2 separate regions of the Homo sapiens genome follow, and region 2 is linked to region 1. Evidence: chromatin loops called from intact Hi-C (ENCODE). Cell type or tissue: IMR-90. All regions are shown on one strand. Links, peaks and the distances in the headings refer to the core of each region. The heading gives the core; the rest is flanking DNA. Region 1 has its middle 160 kb from the start of LINC03005. Region 2 holds the start of LOC105374975 (a long non-coding RNA gene).

What was found. Peaks named below come from ENCODE experiments on the same cell type or tissue, not always from the same donor. Only the 100,000 strongest peaks of a DNase experiment are listed, where the experiment ranks them.
Region 2: a loop joins it to region 1, with 7 times the contacts of the local background. A loop is called at or near these places in 3 of 110 quality-filtered maps.

The regions. Positions count from the first base shown.
Region 1 is chr6:22,878,331-22,883,717 of GRCh38, reverse strand. No RefSeq gene overlaps it. Among named protein-coding and RNA genes, the nearest start is that of LINC03005, 160 kb to the right of the region's middle. RefSeq lists an enhancer at 4,934-5,387. In IMR-90, for the core only: no CTCF peak of the experiment used is centred there; a DNase peak (open chromatin) is centred at 2,497; H3K27ac peaks cover 4,015 bases.
Region 2 is chr6:23,411,426-23,416,812 of GRCh38, reverse strand. The region is part of intron 4 of LOC105374976 (a long non-coding RNA gene); the gene reads left to right. It overlaps LOC105374975 (a long non-coding RNA gene), which reads right to left and starts at 738. Exons shown (of 3, transcript XR_001744048.2): 1 at 651-738. RefSeq lists an enhancer at 2,339-2,568. In IMR-90, for the core only: a CTCF peak has its summit at 2,451 (motif pointing right); DNase peaks (open chromatin) are centred at 2,572 and 2,922; H3K27ac peaks cover 1,113 bases.

The sequences.
Region 1 (5,387 bases), core at 189-5,188:
GTCACTGAAAAGTTTTGAGCAGAGGAGCACAATGATATTTTAAAAAGATTACTCTGGCTTCTATGTGGATAATTTCCTAAAAGGGAAAAAGAACAGAAGCAAGAAGTCCAGCTGCAAAGTCACTGAGATTGTCCTGTGAGAGACAGCTCAGCTTTGACATGGGCCTTAGGAGTGGACGTGCTGAGAAGCAGCAACAGGACCAGCTTCAATGGCATCCGGTGTGTGACCTGCACAGTCCCACAGGGTCCTGCACTCAGAGGGGCCCCCTGGATTAACGCTGTCCTGTTGCCATCTTGGAATTATTCATAAGTTTTGAACTGGGGGCCCTATATTTTCATTTTGCGCTAGACCCCACAAATTATCTCACCAGTCCTAAGAGGAAACGTTGTGTTTCCTCTTTGTTTAGATTTCTGTTCAACTTTCCCCTCCTGAAAGAAGCCTGGTCTGGCCACCCTGCCTAAAAGAGCCAAGGCATTCCGGCATTTAGAGGTAAAGAATAGGAGGAAGGGTCAGGAAATGAGATTGTGAGGAGCAGTCAGTAAAGGTCGAATGCCAACATGAAAAGTGTGTTATGCATGAAACAAAAAATTAAAAAAATTAAAAGGTAATTCATGAAAGGAGGGAAGTGGTCAACTTTGCCAAATGCTGCTGAAAGGTCAGATAAGGTGCAGACTTAGAATTAACCCCTAGATTATTTTTGAATGATAATCAGTTATCATAGCTGTTTATGGGGTAAATGTCCACAGCCTTTTTTTTCACTAAGGTAAAATTTACATAAAGTAAAATACTCTTTCTGGCTTAAAGTTCTGCAAGTTTTCAGAAACATACACAGTTGTATTATCACCACCATAATCATCACATAGAACTTTTATCAGGACTCAAATATCCTGTGGCTTTTTGTAGCCAACACCTTCCCCATAGCTAGCGACAGATCTGTTTTCTGCCTCTGTAGTTTCACAATATGTCCTATAAATGGAATCATTCAGCATGTGGCCATTTGAATCTGACTGTTTTTACTTAGTATAAAGCCTTTGAGACTCATCTTCTTATTACACATATCAGTAATTCCTTTGTATTTACTGATGAGTAGCATTGCAGTGTATAGATGGACCACAATTTGTTTCTTCATTCCGCTACTGATGATTCTTTCAGTTTTGAAAGTGACAAATGAATTCACAATAAATATTCACATAGAAATTTTTGTTTGAACATAGGTTTTCATTTCACTTGAGTAAATACTTAGCTCCTGGGTCATATGATAATTGTATGTTTAATTTTATGAAAAAAAAAAAACCTGAATGTTAAAACTGCTTTTCAAAGTTGTTAAACCATTTTTTATGACTACCAGCAATATAAGTGAATTCTAGTTGCTATATAGGTTTTTTTCTTTTAGTTTTAGCCATCCTAAAAGATGGCATATCATTGTCGTTTTAATTTCCATTTCCCTAATGACTAATGATACTGAGCATCTTTTCATGTACTTATCTTCCAACTCTATTATCTTCTTTGGTGGATTATCCATTCACATCGTTTATCCATTTTTTTCATTGAATTTGTTGTTCCCTTATTAGTGAGATATGAATATTCTGTATGTATTCTGTCCACCAGACTTTTATCAGTTATCTACTTTGCAAATATTTTCTCAGAGTCTGTGGCTTTTCTTTTTATTCTCTTACTAATGTTCTTCAAAGAGCAGAGGTTTCTAAGTTTGATTAAGCCCAAAATATCATTTTTTCTTTCATAAATCCTGCTTCTGCTGTCACAATTAAGAAATCTTTGCTTAACTAACACACGTTTAAAAATTTTTCCTAATGTTCTTCCAGAAATTTTATAGTTTTAGATTTTATACCTATGACCATGGGATTTTGTAAGATAGAAGTCATCGGTGACTTTTTTGAGTATCAATTAATTTGTGGGAACAAAGACCTAGTCAAAATAGATCAAAGAGAAAATAGGAGATAAAAGTATTGAGACTGTCTTTATAGACAATGTTTATAGGACTTCTACTACAAAGACGAGGTGAAAATTAGGGCAATCGCTGGAAAGAAACCCTTACAGGTGGAGTATGATGCTGGTTGCGTGTGGGTAAGCAAAATCGGACACACTGGCCTGTGTTTTTAAAAAGTAGTACAAATTGAGACAAATTGGAGGAGAGAAAATCCAGAGAAATCTCGCTCAGTGGGTTAAAAGCTCCAAGCATAGAAACTGGTTATTTAAAATGAAAATAACAGGGTGTCTAGGGCAAGTAAGGATAAACTTCTATGCTTTTGCCTCAGAGCCAGTAAAATGTTTGGCTTGGAAAAAATGAAAAGAGGTAGGAAAAGAATTTCAAATTGACCTTAAACTCAGAAACTTGTCTGATTGAATCTTTTTCCATGGATTGAGCAAGAGAGAATTAGTAAGTGAGGGGGTGGGGGTATCTATTCCCTGGGCAGAACTTCTATGGGTCTCACATTTCCTAGGATCTCTTTAAACCTCCTTTAAACACACTCTGTTTATAAAGTGACCTCAGTGGTTTTGGTACATTCCCTACAGTCCTGGCATTCTCTCTGCTCAGTATCACAGAAAGTAGGCAGTGAGTCAGAGGCAGAGATTAAACATACATGTATGGAATATCAAGCTGAAAAAAAGATCTTTTCAGGTTGCTCGTTCCTTTAATTATAAAATATTCTACAAGCTTTCAAAGGGAAAACAGAGAGAGCACAGTTAACAAATCAAAGAATGCCATGGTAGTCAAAACTATTATGTAGGGTTTGATTTCTAGGACTAGATTAAATTCTATGAAACAACATTCTGGCTTTCTGAGAGGAGAGTCTGAAGCTTCCCTTCAGAGCCAGTGATATCTTCTGGGAGATAGGCCTACTGTACACGCATAACTCAGTTACTGAGTAATCAAAAAGGAAACCAAGGCATTTATTTTGATATGTTTATAAAATTAGGGACGGGTATTAAGTTTTTGTGGTAGTTTTAATTTTTCCTTTGTTAGCTTGTTTCTACTGTCATAAAACTAGCAGTTTCCAGTTAAAAGTTATGCAACATATGCCAACAAGGGCTAAGATTAATTAAACCTGAAATAATTATTTCTTTAAAATGTCCAATTAAGCATTGCATAGCATATTGTGGAAACTTTTAATGGAAGAAATTATAATTAAAAAATAGTATATATAATTTATATGTCATAATGATTCTTGTGTGTGTCCACATGGCATCAAAGAACCATGAAAGGAATAACGTTACTTCTCAGGCTAGTGCATATGGTCTTGCAATGCCATTTGGTAAATCCTGGTCTTTAAAGTTCCTAATTTTCATTTCACTTATGTTAGAAACAGTGAAAAAGTTAGGGAAAAAAATAGCACTTATGACATTTCAACTGCCAAAAATGTGAAAATTACATTACACCTGATTTATACATACAATTAATAAATAGTCAACGATCCCCAATAAATCAATCAGATCCTTATTACTATATGTAAATAATAAAGGTGGAGTAGTTCTGATCCTCGGAAAAAGAGGAATTTCAAATTTCTTGTTAGCCTCTTCATTTCATAGAATCTTTTTTTTTTTTTCGAGACGGAGTCTCACTCTGTCGCCCAGGCTGGAGTGCAGTGGCGCGATCTTGGCTCACTGCAAGCTCCGCCTCCCAGGTTCACGCCATTCTCCTGCCTCAGCCTCCCAAGTAACTGGGACTACAAGGCGCCCGCCACCACACCCGGCTAATTTTTGTATTTTTAGTAGAGACGGGGTTCCACCATGTTAGCCAGGATGGTTTCGATTTCCTGACCTGGTGATCCTCCTGCCTCGGCCTCCCAAAGTGCTGGGATTACAGGCATGAGCCACCGCGCCCGGCCCATTTTATACACAACAGGACCCAACCCAATTTGAGGACATAGTACCAATCCACTTCTGCCAGTGAAATTATTATCACATTTTCTCTAAATCCAGTTCAAGTCACAATTATAGCTAATAATTTTTACTTTTCTGCGTGCCAGCATGTGCTCACTACGTCGAATGCATTTTATTTTCATTAGTCCCCATAGAGTGGGTAATATTTTATTCATGTTTTACACATGGAGAAGCAGATTCAGAGAAGAAAAATAACTTTCCCAAGCTCAAATATGAATTATGTAAAGCAATCATGCCTTTAACTCCAGTATTCTGGAAGGGGGTATGCTCTTAACCACTAACAACAGATACCTACTTAGTACGAAGAGCTTCATATTTGGGCAAGAAAATTCCTGTTGAGGTGACAGAGAAAGGTATAAGCAAAACTGGAAGAGCATTTAGCAACAATTTTCGTTTCAGGTCTATGTTTTGAGAAGGCCATTCCCAGATATTGTGTGGATGAAGAATACGTAGAGGACCCCGACCTGGACCTACAACTGTGTATGAGTTCATCTTCAAGCTAAAATAGCCCAGATATCTCAGAAAAGACACAGTGTGACTAGATACTCCTAGAATTGCTTGCTCAAACCTACACTATGCATAACTTTTGACTTTCCAGTTATACCAATAAAGCATCATCATTTTTGAAGAAATACCCAGAGTCTTAAAAGACCCCAGATATTGTTGCTGCCGTCTCTGAACTCCAGTGGATAGGGAAAAATGTAGAACAGATTCCCTTATGGGAAGTTTAAATCCTAAGGCAATGTAGCCAAGTCATTCTTATTATTCATGAAATCAACCTGTTTCAGGGAACAAAGCTTTCCAATGCAATTTTCAAATAACACACTCAAACAGGTATGCAAGTAAAAAAGCCGGAAAGAAAAGGAAATTGGACCATGATATGTTGAATGCTTGCTTTGAAGAGATAGTTACAGCAAAATGATCAAGACCACAGGAATTGAGGGGAAGTCTGTGCATTCATTTATAAGTATGATGTTATGTATCATCAGCTACTTTTCACCTAGTATGTATTTAACATCTGTCAATGTTGCCTATACTAAGTCATTTTAATGTTAGTAATAGCTATTATTTTATTACATTTTATTTTATTATTATTTTATGAAAGCATATAGTATTATTCATATATATGACAGATTTTTATGAGAGAGAGAGGTTGAGAGAGAGAGAGAGAGAGAGATTCATGATAGAGAACTTTCGATGTCTGAAGCTTGTGGAGAAGTTATTCCTTGCAATAGACATTCAGATCATTTTCAGTTCCATGGCAGACACAGACCCTTTGTTATTAAACACATCAAAGCTTTGCTTCCAGGAAGGGCAGTCTTCTCAGTTGTTCCCTCTCTGAGTGCGAATTTGAATGCTTTTTTCATGGAAAGTGATTATTGTAAGGTAATAAAGAGGTAGTAAATGTGCTCTCTTTCTCTCTCTCCTTCATGCCATACTTTAAGAAAATAAATCTTTGACAAAAGATTAAATAAGCAATTGTT
Region 2 (5,387 bases), core at 123-5,122, 530 kb before region 1:
GATTACATTTACCCAGAGGAATTGTGAAGTTTTTGGACATAGGCTCTTCATTATTTTCTAAAGCTCTTTGATCCTCCCTATTTTAAATGTTTCTATTTCAGAGTAGAAACATTATGGACAATTACTATTTTTTACAGATCTGACAACTTTACCCAGGAACGCACTTTCTCTAGTGTTTGTGGACTTGCCTAAATACACTTATTAATTTATTTTTTTAAACATTTATTACCTGTACTGTGTGCCATACAGTATACAAAATTGTTTTTAATAATTGGTTCTTTCTTCAGTGAGTAAGCAAACTAGGAGAGGAAAATAATGCAACAAATATATAGACCAATGCAATAAAAATTGTCATAGGAGTAGTGCAGAAAAGAACATATATTAGACAGGAATCCCATTAGCCTCTCCCTTGAATCCTAGACTTGCATATCCAACTGCTAATGTGACCTCCTTTTGATTTCTAACAGACATCTCACACTTAACATACAGAAAACTGAGCACCTTATACTTCCCAAACCTCCTCTTTCTCTATTCGTTTTCAATTCAGTAAATATCAACTTTACCCAGGACAAGAAAAATGACGTCATCTTGAAGTTCTCTCTTTTTCTCTTATGCCACACCCCATCTTCAGCACGTCCTGTGGGCTTTACCTTCTCCATTGCTGCAATTTTATTCCCAGTCTCCATCATCTTTCTCTTGAATGATTGCAGTAGTCTCCTAACTGGTCTCCCAATTCCACCAGAGATCCCCTTTATGCATCTTCAGTAAGGCAGTCAGAGTGAAACCATTGTTACCACAGCATTGTCATGTCACTACTCAACTCAGAACCTTCTAGAAGCTTCCCGTTTCCCTCTAAATAAAACCAAGCCATAATCTGTGAGGTTCTACAAAATTTAGTTGCCTCTTTCTTCTGTAAACTCAAATCCCCATAGCCTTCTTCCTGAGCATTCTAATCCAGACTCACTCGCTTCTCTCTGTTCCTCAAACACTAGAGATGTGCTCCTGACTCTGGGGCCTCTGCTTGTAATTCTCTTCTCCCAAACATCTGCCTGGCTTTCTCCTTCAGATTTGTGTTTACCTGTCATCTTTTCGGATGCCCTGCCTTAGCTATCTTCTCTGTATTAGTTAGGTTAACCTAGCTTCTGTAACACCTAGACCTAAACATACATCCTGGCTCAAATACAGAAGATGTTTATTTCTCAGTCACACAATGGTCCATGGCAGAGGCTGCTGATGTGAAGAATCCTTGGTTGGTGGGGAGCTTTCCTCCATGTGGTGATTCAGTTTCTATTCTATCTTGAGGTCAACCATTCCTTAGGCCAGGGACCAGCAAAAACCTGCCTGCTGGCCAAATCTGGCCCACAGACGTTTTTCTGATATTGTATAGCCCCCAGCAATTTTTTTTTTTTTTTTGCATTATTTAAGGGTTTGGGGGCGGGAGAAAAATATGCAAATGTGTATAGTTTAAAAAACTGAAAATATTTTATATCTGGCCCTTTACAGAAAAAAAAAAATTTCCGTTCCCTGGTCAAGAGTCAAGGCCTTAGATTACAGCCAGATTAAATGTGATCATGTAAACGCCTTAACAGCTCATACCTTCTTCATCCTTTAAAAAAGAAACAAACAACAACAACAAAAAACCTAGTCTGTGAAACATACAAAAGGAGGTGGAGGGCTAGATTTGGCCTGAAGCCATAGTTTGCCATCTCCTGTTCAGGGCTGTTTACTTACTTTAGAAATAAAGTCCTCTTTTCTTTTTTCTTTTTCTTTTCTTTTTTTCCCCCTTCCTTTCTTCCCTCGCTCCCTCCCTCCCTCCCTCCCTCTCTCCCTCTCTCTCTCTTTCTTTCATTCTTTTTTTTTTTTTCAGGTCTTGCTCTGTTGCCCAGGCTTGGAGTGCAGTGGTACCGTCTCAGCTCACTGCAACCTCCGTCTCCTGGGTTCAAGTGATTCTATTTCCTCAGCCTCCCAAGTAGCTGGGACTACAGGCGTGTGCCACCACTCTCAGCTAATTTTTGTATTTTTTGGTAGAGATGGGGTTTCACCATGTTGGCCAGCTGGCCTCAAACTTGGCCTCAAGTGATCCTCCAGCCTCTCAAAGTGCTGGGATTACAGGCATGAGCCACTGCACCTGGCCAATAAAGTCATTTTCTAGCTTCAATCCCAACAGACACAGTGGAATTTTAATTTTTTTTGATGATTGGTAAATGTGAAAACTATCAGCTTAATATCCTCACCTTATGTTAAAAGAGAGGGGTTGTTCGTTAAGGGGAAAAGGAGAAAATGCATTTATTCCCTCTCCAGTGTCCTTCTGTTGCTCTGATTGGTATGGTATCCAGCAGTAGGCTGGTGGCCAGTGGGAACAAAAAATTACAGACTGGAAGGTCCTAGGGAGGCCTTGGTGATGATTTTTACTTGAGCTAAATTTTTACTTTACTGGCCTGCAGGGGTAGCTACAGGGAAAATAATTTTTTGTACAAGTCAGGGCAATGAACTCTAGTTAAAAAGGGGACTTTCCCCTGTATGTCCTGATAAAGCTTAAGGCATAAAGCCCCTGTCAGTTTAAATATATCTCTGTTTCCTGTGGTCTCTGTCTGCATGCCAGCAACATTCACTGTGAATTGTAACATTTCCTTACATGTATGACCGGGATGATAAAAATAACTACCTCGTGCTAATAGAATTTATTTACTTTGTGTGAATTTCAGGCATACTAGCACATTGTGAAGATATAAAATTGTAACAAGCTGAACCAGTGACTACTATTGTTTGGAAACAGGAGAAATACAATTTTCCTAGTGTTGGGGAAATAAATATTTGGGTGGAAAAAAAGGACATGGAAACCACACTTGCCAAAATAAAAAAAGTAATGGGTGAAAGTTCCCCTTGTTCTCATGTGAATTGAGTTGATGTCAGGTGATGTTTAACTTAATAATGAGGATGCTGGTAAAGAATTGGCCACCACATAGCATTTAGGTTAGTTCACACCAGTCCTTGTCTCCATTTCACTGTATTTTGCAAGATGTAGACTGTTGAAATATCTGGATTTATAATGCTGTGAAACCAGTGCAGGCAACATGTTTTCAGTTCAATTAAACATGTATTTGCTGAGGGCCTGCTATGTGCCAGCCATGTTGCTGGTGGATGTGGATATCATAATTATTATGTGACTACCCCTGCAACTAAGAACCTATAATCCGTTGGAGAGGGTAGCAGCCAAAAAGACCATCATGATGCAATGTGGTCATCACTGCAAACAAAGCTGTCATCACAGAAGAAGTTACCTAGGCTGGAAACCAGCAGGTCTGAGTCCAAGCTCCCAGTTTGCTCTGGTGACATTAGACAAGGTTTTATGGGCCATCGCTGCTGTGTCTTCATCTTTAATAGTGGGGAATAATACCTGCCTCACAGACATGAGAAGGTAGATAAATACAAGATAGATAGATGAATAAATAGATTGGGGGGGGGGGGGGATAGGTCACCTATTGATAACATTTGGCATCCAGAGTGCTCAATAAAGAAGTTTCTTCTTTCCTTTACCTAATTTTAAAGCTGGATTAACCTAACACACCTGAACATATCAAAGAGATGATCAAAAGTAGTAATATTTTTATAGACAATGTAGTTTTTTCTTTTAAAACACCACTCCATACATTTTACAGATACTTCATAAATTTCAAAACAGTGTCATTTTTGGCATGACATACATTTACCAGCTTGGCTTTCCTCACAGATAGCATTTTAATAAACAGCATGACTCCCCTGTTTGTTTGTGAATTAAAGGCAGCTTGCCATATTAGATTCCTATATTATCAGTCATAGTCTCATTAGATGTAATAAAAAACACATTTGCTTTTAGTGTTTCATAGGTAATGTATTTCCTTTGTTCATTTATTAATCATAATTGGAGTGTTTCTCTTTTTTCTGTCTATGCCTTTGACTATCATTTTTGAAATACTTAGGATGATAAGTATTTGCACAGATTTGACATCTGCAAAATATTTTGCAATCAGTCATTGGCTATTCATAGTACAGTAATTAGCATATGTGAGAAAATATATGGTTTATACATCCACTTGTTAAAATTATCACTAATATGTACCTTTTCTTTCTTTGTAATGTCAAAAGGTCCTTGTAATGTATATCTTATTATAAATGTTTTAACTTATATTACAGGTGTGTCTTATTATACAATATTAGAGTAATGAAAATGAATTCATTACAGAATCCCACATGACCTGAATTAACAGAAACCTTCCAGTAGCATGTATAAATGTTTACTCCCAGCTGTGTGCTTCATCACAGCAGAATTAGATGTGAGAATATATCTCAAAGTTATCAATGAATTTAAAAGGGAAATATGACCACTTTAAAGTACAGAAAAAAAAAAAAATAGGCCCGGCGTGGTGGCTCACGCCTGTAATCCTAGCACTTTGGGAGGCTGTGGTGGGTGGATCACCTGAGGTCAGGAGTTCAAGACCAGCCTGACCATCATGGTGAAACCCCATCTCTACTAAAAATACAAAATTAGCTGGGCGTGGTGGTGTATGCCTGTAATCCCAGGTAGGGGAATTGCTTGAACCCAGGAAGCAGAGGTTTCAGTGAGCGGAGATCGCACCACTGCACTTCAGCCTGGGAGACAAGAGTGAAACTCTGTCTCAAAAACAAAACAAAACAAGAAGAGTAACTTTATTACATCATCTATGGATGTGCCTACAATATCTATTAAGATAATTTTCTTTCCTCTATTATTGTTTTGTTTTCATGGGTGCAGGCTCTAGTAAGTCTTCAATCGTTTTCCAGTATATTGGAAATCTGGCCATTCAGGGAGATTTATTTTTCTCATATGTGATTACTTTCTTGGATAGAGTGAGACTGATAAAAGTGTCTTGGCTGAGCACAGTGGCTCATGCCTGTAATCCCAGCACTTCTTTGGGAGGCCGAGGCGGGCGGATCATGAGGTCAGCAGATTGAGACCATCCTGGCTAACACAGTGAAACCCCATCTCTACTAAAAATACAAAACAAAAAAAAAAATTGCCAGGCGTGGTGGCACACGCCTGTAGTCCCAGCTACTCAGGACGCTGAGGCAGGAGAATCGCTTGAACCCGAGAGGTGGAGGTTGCAGTGAGCCGAGATCGTGCCACTGCACTCCAGCCTGGCCGACAGCGAGACTGTCTCACCAAAAAAAAAAAAAAAAAAAAAAAAAAAAGTGTCTCAGGACTTGAGTTTTAAAAGCTGAAAAGACACAAAGTCATGGGCCCATCCTGAAGAGAGGGTTGTTGAATTCTTGCCTAGACAAGAAAGAGTGGTTTAGAGTAGCTAAGGGTATCAGTAGCATGGCATTGTGTGATGTAGCCCCAAAAATTCATGCATAGAAATTTGTGTTTA